Regions from separate parts of the Homo sapiens genome. Here region 2 is linked to region 1. The links are chromatin contacts, found by Hi-C or POLR2A ChIA-PET in ENCODE. All regions are on one chromosome and are shown on one strand. Each heading gives the region's core, a stretch centred on a gene start or an enhancer-like site at or near the end of the contact. The rest is flanking DNA. Distances are from core to core; before and after follow the strand shown. Region 1 overlaps LETR1 (lymphatic endothelial transcriptional regulator lncRNA 1). Region 2 has its middle 120 kb from the start of LINC00924.

Region 1 (4,710 bases), core at 1,330-3,829:
ACTGTTCATTATTCCCTGTTCAGTCAAATCCTGTCCAAAATTAACTCATTGTGTGCTGGAGTTCTTCTCAAGCTCTCTTTTCTTACAAGATGCACAAAATAGACCTCACTGTAGCTCTTTCAAGAAGTTTGCATATCATACGGATAACTCTTTGAACTAACTCAATGCTGACTTTACTGGGCTGTGTTTCTTTAATATTTACAACTTCTAACTAGAAATATTTCCAATTATTAATAAGAAATTGTTATAAAATTCTAAAGTTTCAACCATTTTAATCCTTTCTCTCTCTCTCTCTCCCTCCCTGTCTCTTATATAAACCTAGTTCCACAGACCCTGTTTTGACTTTAGTTTCTCTTTTTTATTTTACTTGGAAATTTTTAAAAGAGTCTTCTGAGTCTCCAAACTAAAGCTATAAGACAGAAAAAAAAAAAAAGCCATCAGTCAATACAGCTGGGGAACTAGTTTCTCATATCAGCATCGAATTCCAAGGTATTCAACTTGAACTAAGTGCAGCCATCAGAAAAACCATAGAAATGGGAAAGTTGCTGTTGTAAATTAATGATTATTTGCTGTGTGCGTTAGAGTTGCGGTTTGTACCACATTTTATTGTGATGTTTTATTCTTACTCAGTGCAACAGTAATTGGGTCTTAAACATGATAAAGTATCTTCAAGGCTGCATTGGTAGCTGAGCTGCCTACGGCAGGTTTTTAACTCTAGTTAAAGAAGGTTAATCAAAGCTAATGAATCTGTTTTATCCATTGCCATGAGTTTTTTTTTTTTTTTTAAATGTGCCAGGAGGTGACTGACCTAAAATCCGGATTGTTCAGCTGTGAAGGCAAATACATCTTTAGCATAATGATTTTGCAAGCCTCTTTGATGGCCCTGGGTCCATGGATGGCAGGTACCTGCAAGCTCTGTAGTTTTCTTACCTTTCTACCACTGCTCACTCTTCTGCCATTAAAAAATACGAGCCTTATGAAAATACAGGAGAGGGAATGCAATCCCACACTACAGCCTTCAGTGTGAGAATATCAAGAGACTGTTGCATTCAGAAGTTCAGAATAGCTCTGCTCTTTATAAAAGAATATGAGGAGCCCCCTAATAAGGCCAATTCATTAGAACAAGTGTTTGTTACTAAAACACACCACGCAGGACCACAGGGATCCGAGCCAGACAGCACGGCAATTAAAGTTGCCTCCCTTCCAAACGCAGGCGGCCCACCAACTCTCACCCACGAGTTCTGCTTTGTTTTCCTATTAGAAATGTGATTGAAGAATGCAAGTTCATAATTTGTTCATGCAGCAGAAGACTAGTAACTCTCTGGTTGCAACATCCTTTTATACACTTCAAATCAGAATTAAAAAAAAATTCAGGTTGCTTGTGTGTGTCCTTTCTGAAAGCGCAGGAGGAGCAAAACCTTTTGCTCTGGGAATCTACCTTGCTGCCTAGAAAACATTGCCTAGTTGCATTTGCAAAAACGCTCAGCGAGAGACCATCCTCCAAATATCTAAAATCACAGTAGTGGAGGGTTTTTAATTTTAAGCCCAGCGTTTACAGAAAACACACACACACACACACACACACACACACACACACACACACTCTCAGCCTGCAGTGACACCTTTTCCCTCCCCTTTGGTGCTCTGCGGAGCTTTGGAATGAGATTCATAGCGACTCAGGACTGTTGCTGGCAAGGAAAACCCCCTGCCTACCAGACAGAAAGAGGGGCGGGGAGGGCCATTGTGGCTTTCCCTCCTGCTCTCTTTTTAAGCCCAAATAATATTTGTACTTTGAGGGGAGGGTGCAAAAAAGGGATCAAGATATGAAGCAAGGCAGAACCCAAAAAGCGAGGGGGAGAAAAAAGCTCAAGGAGAGAGACCAGCTCTGGTCCGAGAAAGGGCCTACATCACAGGTTTCAAAAGCATCTTTTTTCAGTTTCACGAGCCACAACCCCCTTGATGAAAACTAGTTGCGAAATTCAGCGCCTGTTAGGCCTCAGCTAATTAGAAAAAATGGGCTTTTTTTCTTTTCCTTTCTTTCTTTAGCACCTTTTCTTTCAAGCATTTAGTCTCAGGAGGGGGATCCAGGCTCTTGGCCGGGCTGTTTTGAAAACACGCCTTTGAATGCGTCTCCCTAATTCACGCCTTTTGTTTTTCAGCTTTTGTGTTTGCCAGTTTGACCATATAACGTTATACATCTGGTGTATAGCTTGTTGGGGGCTTTTTTCTCCCAGGGTTCCTATGCATTCCCTATAGGACCCTCCTGAGCTTCAATTTGAGCGATCGTGTAACATAAAGGGGGTAAAGGAGAGCCTAGGAGGCTGGGGAGTGGGGGGAACGAGGGAGCAGGAGAGGGGAGGAGGCCTGGGGGAGACAGAGAGAGAAATGAGTGAAACATAAAAAAAAAAAAAGTTGAAAAGAATTCTTTTGCTCTCTTCTTTTCTTCTCACTGTTGCGACTGGACCCTGAGTCAGCCGGCGACAAGGCCTCGGTGGGAAAATGAAGGGGCCACAGAATAGATAACTCATTGGAATTCTGGCAACATATTCGTAAATAAAACAAAAGTGGGGCGGCGGACTGGGGGAGGGAGTGTGTTCCTGGGGAAGCGCAGAGCTGCACAGGGCAGGGCTAGGAGGACATTTCCAGGGCAGGCTCCCTGCCTTGCCTCTTGCAGGGGAAATCTAAGATGGTCAAAGGAAAGGAATCCAACGGTTTTGCCCAGGCTTGTTTAGCAAAGCTCTTGCAGCTGGAGCTGTTTATTATTGCAGCTAGGAAGATGCTCTTCCAAACACACTTCCCAAGCTGAGAGAGCTGAAATAATCTATCCTATTTCTTCAGAGCCTGCAGGGTCTGTGCCTCAGAAAGGGGTTTCTGTTAAAAGAGGAACATTCTTGAGCATGGTTATTCTTCCCCAGCTCCTCAAGAAGAGGCATCCCCCAGATTTAGTTTGCAGATATCTTTCCCAACTCTTACCTCCCATGCGCACTTTCGATAAAACAGCTTGGATACCGCTTCTTGGAATGATGATACTGATGTAAGTTTCTTGACTTAAAAGCTCCCAGTCTTCTAGTGGATTTGGTTGCTATTGGTGCTCATTGATGGGTAATCTTGTGGATGAGCTCTCATCTCAATTTCTCCATCTGCAAAATGGACATATCTTAATATCAAAGTCACAATTCTTAGTTTTCACATACCCGGATGGTTACTTTTGTAATGAGTCAATTTCATATTTTTGTTTAATATATACATAGTGTGTGTGTGTATCTGTGAGTACATAAAACCCATTATAAAGATATAGTGTATATTTTGGTGGTTGTGATTTTGTATGTCATCCAACTGCTCTAGAATAACTCTGCAAGTCTGATTTTGGCTGAAAGAAAACCTAGAATAAATAGGAAGACAATATGTTTGTGGCGGTTGTTTAAAGCTAATACCAGCAGCTTTTTCTTTTCTTTACTGCTGAACAATTTCAAAAGCAATACTAGGCATGAAAGCAAAACAAACTCATTTCAGTGCAAAGCTTATGAGTTATTTGTGTTTCCCTGAATTCAAGGAGGGGGTGGATGGGTAGGAAATTTGTTTTAAATATAGAAATGGGGAAAATACAACAAACTCCACAGAATATCTTGGAAGGTTCTGCAGCTTGAAGTGCAGAGTTTATTACAGATGTGATGTAACTTGTGGGTATAATTTTCAAAAATAGCTGAAGAATACACTGTGAGAAATCTTACCAAAAGTACCATTTTCCCCAATATATTTGTAACTCAAGTTACCAGCTGATTAACCCCTTGAAAAGAGTTTCTGTAGGTGGAAATCTATATCCCTGTCTGTTCTTAATCAATCCAGCCACATGACCAATAATGTGGATGCAAGGGTTAACACAATTAAATTAACAAATGTTTGGAAGGAAATGGTAAAATTGGTTTTTAAAAAGATGTTTAACAAAGACATTTTGCTGTTCCAATCAGACACATAATTACACAATAGGCTATTTTCAGGAATCTATTTTTTCCTAAATGTTAATCAGACCAGAAGAAAACGCCTGTTAGTCCACATTGGGATATGCTGTAATTCCCTTGGAAAAGTAACTTACCTTAGGGAAATATTTTACTTCCCAGAAAAAGACTGTTTATTTACTCTGAATTCTTTCCCTTGCAAGGTTGTTGTCTGGTTTTTGTTTTTGTTTAAACTGGTCTCAGAACATGGAGAAGTACGACCATCGTCAACTGAAACAAAAACAAAACAAAACAAAAAAACCATGGACTTGAGCTAAAATTCTTAAATGAATTGTTTAGCTTCAAAATGTAAAACTGTCCCAGCAAGAATGTCACAAAGTGTAAGCACAGAAGGATCTGTATTTTACTGAAAACATTCTTTATATAACACCCGGAGAACACGAAAAGAATGAGCCACCCTTACTTATATTACAATGTCTGTATTTATTATCTTTTCAAGTGTGCTTAACAAGTTGATACCATTTTCTAAAAGGTTTTTTAGTTTGAGACTCCTAACTCATACACCTGCTCTCTTAGGTCACAACTGTAAGTCCAGAAAAAGGTGTGCTTTATGTTTCTGTGAAAACTGGCTTTATTTCTAGTTATAAGGGAGGCTGAACTTTTAGGTAAACTTGGTGCCAGGTAGCAGCAGCAGGAGCAACGTGAAAAAGAAAAATGGCAGTTACCCACTTAAGAAAATAACATTCTGTTGATC
Region 2 (4,710 bases), core at 1,112-3,611, 270 kb after region 1:
ATAGACTAAATATTCCAAATGCCCAAAGGAAACAATTTCTTACTGCATCCACCGAATTAACTATATAGTCGTTGAATCTTTACTTCAGTTCAAAATGTGCATGGTCATTAAAGAAAACAAATACCTGCTTTACATACGTTTGCTCTTATGAAAAGAGCTTAGTTCAAAGAACAAAAGCTCTAGCCATATAAGACAGTAACTGCATGAGCCTATTGGCACCTAGTTTTCTCTTGGCAGATTCCCTTCGAACTCTAAAATTCTAAATTTAAATAAGCCCCCCCTTCTAAAATATTTATGTATATATAAAAATATATATGTTCCACTATCTGCAATTTTATACACACACAAACGCACACACACACTCCACTATTTGGAATTCTAAGCAAATAGAATAAGCAGTAGCTGCAAACCATGCTCTCACCTCCTACCTAACCCAAGGTTATGCTCTTGCCTGCTCCTCTGCCCTACCCATGAGGTACCCAGTACCTCCCATGGTGCCTCCTTCTGAGCCCTAGGAGCTTTAGGGTAATTATCAGGGCACGTTCTTAGACCCAGTCTTCTTCTCTGACTACCTGCCCAGAGGATGCAGAAGACCAGGAAACTCAGCCTGTTCTTTTGTCTTTCTGTTGTCCCACACTGCTCAGTTCTTTCTACCCTTGGCTATTTTGTTCTGACCTCTGCTCTACCTGGTATTATTTCTTCTCTATTTTCTTCCAGATCTTGCCCATTTATACTTCTGTCCCCCTTTTCTTTCTGCTCTTAGAGAAAATAAATAAATTTTATTTTTAGAAAAGCTAGTTACGTTTGATTATCATATGTAGTCCTTATCTGTATCTGGGAAAAGGCAAGCTATACATTTTTTAAGTTAAGCTAATCATAATGAAAAATAGCATCAACAACCATTGAAGCTCTTCTTGTAAGTGTACTAAAAGAGCTCTGGAAAATTTCTATAAAACTTTTGTCCTCCTTCTTCTCTAATTCTACAAATTTTCTTTAAATACCAAAAGCACAAATAACTTCACAGATATCTCTTATTACATATGTCTATCGATGTTGCAACAGAATTGCTCAGAATTTCAACCATTTGTAGGTTTTTTTTTTTAGCTAGCCTGGGAGCCTATGTGCATTTAAGCATTTTCTAAGGAATTCTCTGTTCTAGATTTCAAAGATGCTAATATATTCTTTTAGCATTCCCTAAATTTTCAACAATAAACTCACAGCTTTGCAGATTCTCATTCTGGTTCTTGGAGAGAATGTACGTCTTTACATATTTGCAGATTCATGTGTGAAACTTCAGATGAGCTTTCGGGAGCCTTGTGTTAATTAAAAAAGGGAAATCAATGGGCCTGTGAATCCACCTTTTCCTGGGGTTAAAATCCAAGAAGAAATTAAGACCAAGCTAAACAGAAAAACTACATGGGTGGGAGAAATATTTACCATGTATACACAACTCTCTCTCAAGCACACATAAAATACATTATTTTTTTATTGAAGAAAAAAGATATTAAAAAATCCAGTGACTGATTTTGCTTCTTGAACCAAATCAAATATTTTTTTGTCCGAGCTCTCATAACTGCAGTCTGCAGAGGTCACGGCCTCAACTTTCTCCTTCAGATGGTCTGCGAGTGGAATGTCCTTACCATTAAGGCTCCTTTTGTTTTCCTTGGGAGGGTTTTGCTTACACTGGCAAGCGGCTGAGACGAACCAAGGTTCTCTAGACTCTGTTTATTAGGTTTTTATCTTCTTATCAGAGTCTTCCTTCTTAAATCATGTCAGCATTTTACCACTCTTCAGGGATTCCTGGTGTTTTATTGTCTATGAACTGCTTGGGGGGTGGTCAGGGAGGGAGCTCGCCTAACAAATATAACATTTATAGAATAGTAGAACCAGAGAGGACGCCGCGCTCACTTATTATTCCCACACTCACCCGACGTTTCCTCTCCCCCTGCGGGTGAGGAGCCCCCGGGAAGCCCCTTGCCAGCTCAGCCCACGCTTATTTGTCAACGAAGTGACATGGCTTCTCTGTGGACAACCTGCTTTTCAGTTATTTTGAGTGGCTCTTTAAGCCCATATGTACTTGCTTAAGCCATTTTCAATCATCCAAAGAGACCATCGGGTGAGTGGGCGATTGCTTTGAACTTGAGAACATTATTGGGTTTCATTCGCAGATGTAATCTGGATGTAGGGGGTCCGTTTCTATACCTGCTTTTCCTACCACATCGGATTCAGACTTTAAAATAGCCTCATGCCAAAGTGTCCAAACTTCGTAGTCTAAGCACAAGGTTCGGAGGGAAGGTGAGAAAAATTGCCTAGCTTTAGCTAAGGCAGGGTTTTTATGGGGCAGTGGAGGGAGGTGGCCAGAAACCAGGAAGACAAGAGGAATGCTCACTGCTGGGAAAGTGAGTCATCTCTTTTCCCTTTCATTGCTACCCACATGACTCATCATAGTATTATATTTTTAACCATAGGCTGATTATGTCTAGTCACATGTGTTTAAAACAAGTTCTAAAAATAAGGTTAATTAGGAAAAAAACACCTTGTCAGAAAAAAAAAATCCACATCTTTTCATTGAGGTCATAAAGTGACTTTATTGTTATTAATACATATTGGTTTCAAAAGTGGTAAAAACCGTAAGACAATGGCAATAAAACAACTCCTAAAGAGGCATGAGGTTCTAAGGCAGTAGATTATGCTGATATGTGAATTCTTATAGATATAAATTAATTCTATGTATTAGGTTGGTGCAAAAGTAATTGTGGCTTCTGCCATAAGCTCATATAAGATGAGAGTTTGATCTACAAGGGGGGATTATAGTTATTAAAGAGCATTAAACTGCTTTCTAATGTTCATCTATCCTTTCAAAAAATATTTATTGAGTGCTTACCTGTGTGAGGCATTGTTTATCTTGGAATCCCCAGTCTACAGGGACATGGCAATAACTGCCTGGTGTACACACTGGTCTATGTACTCTTGTCTTAGTGCATTGTCCCGGAGAATATACAATTCTCTTTCTAGTGATGAGTAACTGTTTACTCCTACTCTTTGTTAAGACCTCAGGGTATGTATGTTCAGTATTCCATGGTAAGGAAGTCTGAATTCGATGGAGGATCACATGGGTTTCTTTTTTATTTTTTTCCCTCTAATGAATCTTGAATGACATTTCTTTTTCTTTAAGAGCATTTTCCCTACTTATTAAAGCAATAAGTTCTTGTGGAAAAGTGCTTAACATAACAGTTTCACGGCCAGCTTTCCCTTCCAGCTGATAACATCGCAGAGAAAGACGAACACAAGGCTTGGAAATTTGGGACTAAATGCTAACATGATTTTTTAGATAAAAATGAATAGTAATAAAAGAAGTTTGAAATTTTATCATGAAGACTTAAGTGCATTTTTCAAGTGAGTTTCTACTTAGCTTTTTTTTCCCCCTCAATTCCCTTATCGCTGCAACTCAAATTTGAGGGACTTATCGTCTTCACTAATCCATCACTTGAGCTTCATTTTCATGATTTTCTGTGACTTGAGTACTCCAACTATTTAGGGTTCCCCATACTGCCTCAGCATCAACATAATTTCACCTTCATAATTGATTGATTGTACCTTTCACAGAGAAAAATATGAATAAAGGCCTGGATTTTACTAGAATGTAAAAGATAATTGCTAATATAATAAAACACTTGGTAGGACTACTGCTCTCATGAAGTTTAACCTTCCAAGGCTTTCTAAACTTAGTAAAATTATATTAGTCATCTCCTTGTTGTTACTATTATAATAATTTCTTAAAGATACGATGGTTGACTCAGGGTTATTCATTTTTTCATCATTCATTCAGCTAGCATTTATTTATTAGCTGCTGTCTTCCAGACTTAGTGTCAGGTATTAAAAGGAAGAAGAACTAAACGTAATACTTATTTTTGTTATGAGCTCCTACTTGAGTTTCTTAAAGTTTGATTAGCATGTAAAGAAATATTTACAATACAGTAGATAAGAGCTATATGGCATCACAATGGGGAGAGCCATGGATATTTCGAAGACCCAGTCAAGTGGAAAGTTAGGTTCCAAAGAAAAAGTAGGAATTTAGGGGAGGAGTTCATATTTCAGGCAGAGAAGTGTTAGGCTTGGGCATAAGGAAAAGAATGTGCAGGAATTGCCCTGGGGAAGGCACAATTTCCCAGTAGCTGGCAGGTATTGGAGGAAGTGATTGAGGGGATATTAAGGGTTAGGATACCGTTTAGTAATGAAGGTCCCCTGTGCCCTGCAAGGAGATTTGTGAGGTTCACCCCATCCCTCTGCATCCACCCCAGTGAAATCAATTTTCAGACTCTATGTGGTCAATTAGCCTTATTAATTACAAACATTTTACTACTTTTTGAGTTTAGCCAGGCACATGATCACATCCATTTTATCTGTTACTATTTTGTTAAGCCATTGCTTTTTATCTAGGTTATAAGAATAAGACAGTGAAAACTACCCTTCTATAATACAACCAAGTGCAGCAGTCCCCGTTTATCCACAATTTTGTTTTCCGCAGTTTCACTTACCTGTGGTCAATGGGGGTCTGAAAATAGGACATCACTACCTGTGTGCTTTGGGGCCATTATTAAGTCAAAGAAAGGTTAATTGAACACAAGCACGGCAACAACAGGACAGTCAATCTGATAACAGAGATGGCTACTAAGTGAGTCATGGGCAGACAGTGCAGACAGCCGGGAT

Evidence for each region. Hi-C counts contacts between places; a loop is a spot of excess contacts on that map. ChIA-PET counts read pairs that join two places held with the same protein, here RNA polymerase II (POLR2A). Pooled maps may share reads with other maps.
Region 2: a map of endothelial cell of hepatic sinusoid shows a loop between it and region 1 (2.6-fold over the local background). The contact joins two enhancer-like sites. A Hi-C loop is called at or near these places in 1 of 168 maps with a recorded cell type or tissue (endothelial cell of hepatic sinusoid) and 6 of 50 pooled maps. POLR2A ChIA-PET finds 5 or more read pairs at or near these places in 3 of 52 experiments (CD8-positive, alpha-beta memory T cell, HEK293 and WTC11).

The regions. Positions count from the first base shown.
Region 1 is chr15:95,285,329-95,290,038 of GRCh38, forward strand. LETR1 (lymphatic endothelial transcriptional regulator lncRNA 1) reads right to left here. Exons shown (of 4, transcript NR_034095.1): 2 at 4,094-4,226; 3 at 2,974-3,140. Among named protein-coding and RNA genes, the nearest start is that of LETR1, 39 kb to the right of the region's middle. Within about 2 kb of position 2,580, at least 5 of the 41 ENCODE cell types and tissues checked have a DNase peak (open chromatin) inside an H3K27ac peak, as active enhancers do.
Region 2 is chr15:95,555,335-95,560,044 of GRCh38, forward strand. No RefSeq gene overlaps it. Among named protein-coding and RNA genes, the nearest start is that of LINC00924, 120 kb to the left of the region's middle. RefSeq lists an enhancer at 2,266-2,560. Within about 2 kb of position 2,362, at least 9 of the 41 ENCODE cell types and tissues checked have a DNase peak (open chromatin) inside an H3K27ac peak, as active enhancers do.